2 separate regions of the Homo sapiens genome follow, and region 1 is linked to region 2. A link is an interaction called in ENCODE POLR2A ChIA-PET data of the cell type or tissue named here. Cell type or tissue: K562. All regions are shown on one strand. Each heading gives the region's core, and the rest is flanking DNA. Links, peaks and the distances in the headings are about the cores only. Region 1 overlaps PSTPIP2 (proline-serine-threonine phosphatase interacting protein 2). Region 2 overlaps ARK2N (arkadia (RNF111) N-terminal like PKA signaling regulator 2N).

Region 1 (2,914 bases), core at 225-2,724, 130 kb before region 2:
CATATTTTTAATGGAGACAGTGTTTCAACGTGATGGCCAGGCAGGTCTTTTTTTTAATTTAAGACAGAGTCTCACTCTGTCACCCAGGCTGGATGGAGTGGCACGATCTCAGCTCACTGCAACCTCTGCCTTCCAGGGTCAAGTGATTCTCCTGCCTCAGCCTACCAAGTAGCTAGGATTACAGGTGCCTGCTACCACGCCCAGCTAACTTTTGTATTTTTAGTAAACACATGGTTTCACCTTGTTGGCCAGGCTGGTCTGGAACTCCTGACCTCAAGTGATCTGCCTGCCTCAGCTTCCCAAAGTGCTGGGATTACAGGCGTGAGCCACCGCGCCTGGTCTTATTTCTTTATTTTAAAAGTTATACTTATTTTATTGTTGAAAATTTTTAAGTATAGATTAAAAAAAAGAAAATAATATTTTTCAAAGTGTCTAAAATTCCAGAGAAAACAATAGTTGATATTTGCTATGTAATCCTCATATATTTTCCTAGTGACATATGACTGTCTTCATTTTTTGTTTAATAAAAATGAGGTCTAGGCTGGGCGTGGTGGCTCACACCTGCAATACCAGCACTTTGGGAGGCCAAGGCGGGTGGATCACCTGAGGTCAGGAGTTTGAGACAGCCTGACCAACATGGTGAAACCCCGTCTCTAATAAAAATACAAAAAAAATTACCCGGGCGTGGTGGCACATGCCTGTAATCCCAGCCACTAGGGAGGCTGAGACAGAAGAATTGCTTGAACCGGGGAGGCAGAGGTTGCAGTGAGCTGAGATTGCACCATTGTACTCCAGACTGGGCAACAAGAGTGAAACTCCGTCTCAAAAATAAATAAATAAAATTAAAATGAGGTCTTGTTTTCCAAATTGTTTAATAACTTTCTTTTAAACTTAATATTACAAGTGTCTTTCCTGGTGTTTGTTTTAAATCGTCATTTAAATATCTTTATAATATTATTATATTTCAAATATCTTTCCTGGTGCTTGTTTTAAATCATAATTTTTAGTGATTAGGGACTCTATTTCACTATGGTATTTCACTGCAATTCCTTAAATTTTTGAAAGTGATTTCCACTCATCATTTTCATTCATTATCTAAATTTTTAAAAATTAATTTAACTGCAAAGAAACTAGTCTGTGGATATACTAACACATTACCCACAATTCCACCTCCTTAACACAACTATGACGTACTTTATCATTTGAAACACATTGTAGTCCTAAAATTGGGCTTGCCAGATATCATTATCCTCACTGCACAACAGGAAGCTCAAGTCCAGAGTGGTTAGCTGGGTGGCACTGGACAAGTCACTCATTTAGTCTGAGTACAATAGCGTGTAGACCCCAAATGACTCCTAATAAAGGTAGGAGAGCTGTGGCTGCCATTGGCTGGTGGCCTTGCCCTCTCCATTTTCTGTTCTCTCAGAATCAATCACAATTCCCTCTAAATGGCTGCAGTCTTTGTACACTCAAACTTTACATGGCAGGGGAGGGTGCTGGTCTTTCCAGGCTTCCAGCTTCCCCATGTGAGGCTCCGCCCAGAGGACTGGTTTCTTTGCCCTCTGAGAGCAGACAGGCTTCTACAATAACTTGCTGAGCCCTTTGGCCTTGGGCTTTTCTGCTTAGTTTCTGCAGGGAAGGGCCATGTGCTCACAGGCAGGTGCCTTGTACTCTATAGTACTCTATCCTTGACATCAATATTACATTACTAATTGACAATGACACGTATAAAACAGCAGAGATGAAATGGTCAGTGGTTGGCAGATAAGAGGGAATGCACCAATAGATGCACATTAATAAAAAATCATACAGGAGGCTGGGTGTGGTAGCTCACACCTATAATCCCGGCACTTCGGGAGGCCGAGATGGGCAGATCACTTGAGGTCAGGAGTTCAAGAGCAACCTGGCCAACATGGTGAAATCCCATCCCTACTAAAAATACAACAATTAGCTAGGCATGGTGGTGCGTGCCTGTAATCCCAGCTACTCAGGAGGCTGAGGCAGGAGAATCGTTTGAACCTGGGAGGCGGAGGTTGCACTGAGCCAAGATTGCACCACTGCACTCCAGCCTGGTCAACGGAGCGAGACTCCATTTCACCAAAAAAAAAAAAAAAAATCATATATGAAGTTCATGACCAAAATGAGGCTGCTTCGCACTGAGAAACAATAGCTCTAAGTCAAAGGAAGCAGATGAGATGGAGATTCGGAGGACCTGGCAGGAGCATCAAGGTCCCTTATCCACAAACTTCCTGCCCATGCTGCCCAGGGAAAAGCAATACCAGTCTGTATCAGCCAGGGAGAGGCCTGCCAGCCAAGATAGTGGCTCTGGGCTGTGGTTGGTCACAGTAAAGGTCAACCACTCTTATGGGCAGGAACTAGACAAGAACGCTGATTAAATAGTTAGGCCCTAACATAGGACAGGTAGATGAGGAAACCTGAGCTTGGGACAGACAGCCCACAGGACAAATCAACAGTGCCCAGATCTGGCCATCTGCGGAAGTGCTGACAAAGGCCTGAGTCAATACTTTTTATTCCTGAGAGCTTAGGTCTTTTTGAACCCCTAGTTCAGTCCTTGTAGGGCAGGATCTGGATCTCCTGGGACAGAGAAAACAATATCTGTATTTGATAATAAGGGCTCAGAGCAGATTACAAGAGGTGGGGCCACCAAGGTTTGAAGCAGTGAAGGGACTTAGATGCCCATATTTCTAGGGTTTTCGAATATTTGTGGCCACTTATGAAACTATCACTTCCAACAGCTATTCTTTCAATAGTAACATTCAAATAGAAGCAGAGACCAAGCACTATAGGGCAAGTGTAAAGAGGACACACCATGGAGACTGCTTTCTCTGGCAGTTCAGCTTGCATGCCTCACTCAGCAAAACTAAGCTCAGAAGTTAGTTAGGCTCCTGCCCTT
Region 2 (2,914 bases), core at 140-2,639:
TGGTAATCTCAGCTACTCAGGAGGCTGAGGAAGGAGAATCGCTTGAACCCAGGAGGTGGAGGTTTCTGTGAGCTGAGATCGTGCCACTGCACTGCAGCCTGGGCAGCTTGAGTGAGACCCTGTCTCAAAGAATAAAAATAAAAAAACAGGCAAAACTTCGAAAATACCTTAAGTTGGGCATTTTGGACAGGGAGGGGGGGCATTTTTTTGAAGTGTTTAGGTATAGAATAGGCAAACTTTCACAAAGAGCTAGGAGTGTTTTTATTTTATTATTTTTATTGATTGATTTAAAAGTTTATGGAGAGTGGTTTTTAAAGATGGACAGCTGATTATCATGAATTTTTTTTTTTTTTGAGACAAAGTCTTGCTCTGTCGCCAGGCTGGAGTGCAGTGGTGCTATCTCGGCTCACTGCAGCCTCCACCTCCCAGGTTCAAGCGATTCTCCTGCCTCAGCCTCCCGAGTGGTTGGGACTACAGGTGCACGCCACTATGCCCACCTAATTTTTGTATTTTTAGTAGAGATTGGGTTTCACCATGTCGGCCAGGATGGTCTCAATCTCTTGACCTCATGATTCTCCTGCCTTGGTCTCCCAAAGTGGTGGGATTACAGGAGTGAGCCACCGCACCCAACTGGTGATTTTTTTTTTTTTTTTTTTTTTTTGAGACGGAGTCTCGCTCTGTTGCCCAGGCTGGAGTGCAGTGGCGGGATCTCGGCTCACTACAAGCTCCACCTTCCGGGTTCACACCATTCTCCTGCCTTAGCCTCTCGAGTAGCTGAGACTACAGGCGCCCGCCACCACGCCCAGCTAATTTTGTTTTTGTACTTTTAGTAGAGAGGGGGTTTCACTGTGTTAGCCAGGATGGTTTTGAACTCCTGACCTCGTGATCCGCCCACCTCGGCCTCCCAAAGTGCTGGGATTACAGGCGTGAGCCCCCGTGCCCGGCCGAATTTTGTTTTTTTAACCTTACTCCCAACTATTAAAGAACTTACTACTACTTTTTTTTTTTTTTAGATGGAGTTTCTCTCTTGTTGCCCAGGCTGGAGTGCAGTGGTATGATCTAGGCTCACTGCAACCTCTGCCTCCCGGATTCAAGTGATTCTGCTGTCTCAGCCTCCCGAGTTGCTGGGATTACAGACATGCGTCATCATGACTGGCAAATTTTGTGTTTTTGTTAGAGACGGGGTTTCTCCATGTTGGTCAGACTGGTCTCGAACTCCAGACCTCAGGCGATCCGCCCGCCTTGGCCTCCCAAAGTGCTGGGATTACAGGCATGAGCCACCTTGCCCAGCCCTTACTACTACTTTTTTAAAAAGACGGCTGAGACAGGAGAATCGCTTGAACCCGGGAGGCAGAGGTTGCAGTGAGCTAAGATCGCGTCATTGCACTCCAGCCTGGGTGACAGAGCGAGACTCTGTCTCATGAAAAAACGAACAAACAAAAAATCAGCAGTAGATGCCAACTATAATGTTTTATATGATAACTGTCTTTTTTTTTTTGAGACGGAGTCTTGCTCTGTCACCCGGGCTGGAGTGCAGTAGCGCCATCTCGGCTCACTGCAACCTCCGCCTCCCGGGTTCAAGCAATTCTCCTGCCTTAGCCTCCCGAGTAGCTGAGATTACAGGTGCACGCCGCCACGCCTGGCTACTTTTTGTATTTTTAGTAGACACAGGGTTTCACCATGCTGGTCAGGCTGGTCTTGAACTCCCTACCTCAGGTGATCCGACCGCCTTGGCCTCCCAAAGTGCTGGGATTATAGGCGTGAGCACTGTGCCCGGCCAATAACTGTCTTAAAGGCAGAAATTTTTATTTTCTTGGAGTTAACTATATTCTTGTTTGTGGTCTCTTGACTTCAGTTTATTTAGTTTCATTCATATGAGAAGTGCCCAGTTTCCTTGATTTTTGGTGCTAGGATAGTACATAATTTTTGAATAATAGATTCAGTAATAAACATAACATGGTTTAATATTTAAACTGTAAGCCAGCTGACAGTTTTTGGGTTTTCAAGCTAAGCCTATTAAAAAATAACTTAAAAAATTTGTTTAGACTAAACTGCTATGAGGCTAAACTGGAACTCCCCCGCTAAGTAACTCCCTTGCTTAATAACTCCCTCTTCCCTCCTTGTATGGCATAGTTTTTCTTTTATTGATTAAGCATTTGGCATACATTGAGCATAATTTTAAGTAAGCACAGTATGGAAGTTTTTTGTAAGCCTAGTATTATTAAACCTATTTGAAGGGCACATACTGTTTTTATGATGCCTTGGCAGATAATGTCAGGCAAGAGTAACTGAGGTAAAGAGTAACTGTCCACTTGTACAGATTTTGTCCTTTAAAATCTTATATATATATATTTTTGAGACAGAGTTTTGCTCTTGTTGCCCAGGCTGGAGTGCAATGGCACGATCTTGGCTCACTGCAACCTCTGCCTCCCGGGTTCAAGTGATTCTCCTGTCTCAGCCTCCGGAGCAGCTGGAATTACAGGTGCCTGCCACTACACCCGGCCAATTTTTGTTTTTTTAGTAGAGATGGGGTTTCACCATGTTGGCCAGGTTGGTTTCGGAACTCCTGACCTCAGGTGATCCACCTGCATAGGCCTCCCAAAGTGCTGGGATTACAGGCGTGAGCCGCGACATGTGGCGGCCCAGCTTGTTTTTCTTATTTTTAGTAGGGACGAGGTCTCACTATGTTGCCTACGCTGGTCTCGAACTCCTGAGCTCAAGCAATCCTCCTACCTTGACCTCCCAAAGTGCTGGAGATTACAGGTGTGAGCCACCATGCCTGGCAAAAATTTTAAGTGGTTAGGGAATTACTAACATAAAAATATAAGATTTTGAAATGTCAACTTATCTTTTAAAAAATCAAAATGTTGGCTGGGCGCAGTGGCTCATGCCTATAGTCTCAGCACTTTGGGAG

What was found. Peaks named below come from ENCODE experiments on the same cell type or tissue, not always from the same donor. Only the 100,000 strongest peaks of a DNase experiment are listed, where the experiment ranks them.
Region 1: POLR2A ChIA-PET joins it to region 2 with 6 read pairs; 2 of 35 experiments call an interaction of 5 or more read pairs at or near these places.

What each region holds. Positions count from the first base shown.
Region 1 is chr18:46,059,208-46,062,121 of GRCh38, forward strand. All of the region lies in intron 1 of PSTPIP2 (proline-serine-threonine phosphatase interacting protein 2), which reads right to left. Among named protein-coding and RNA genes, the nearest start is that of PSTPIP2, 12 kb to the right of the region's middle. In K562, for the core only: a CTCF peak has its summit at 2,461; DNase peaks (open chromatin) are centred at 1,254 and 2,414; H3K4me3 peaks cover 294 bases.
Region 2 is chr18:46,185,862-46,188,775 of GRCh38, forward strand. The region is part of intron 1 of ARK2N (arkadia (RNF111) N-terminal like PKA signaling regulator 2N); the gene reads left to right. Among named protein-coding and RNA genes, the nearest start is that of ARK2N, 13 kb to the left of the region's middle. In K562, for the core only: no CTCF peak of the experiment used is centred there; no DNase peak of the experiment used is centred there.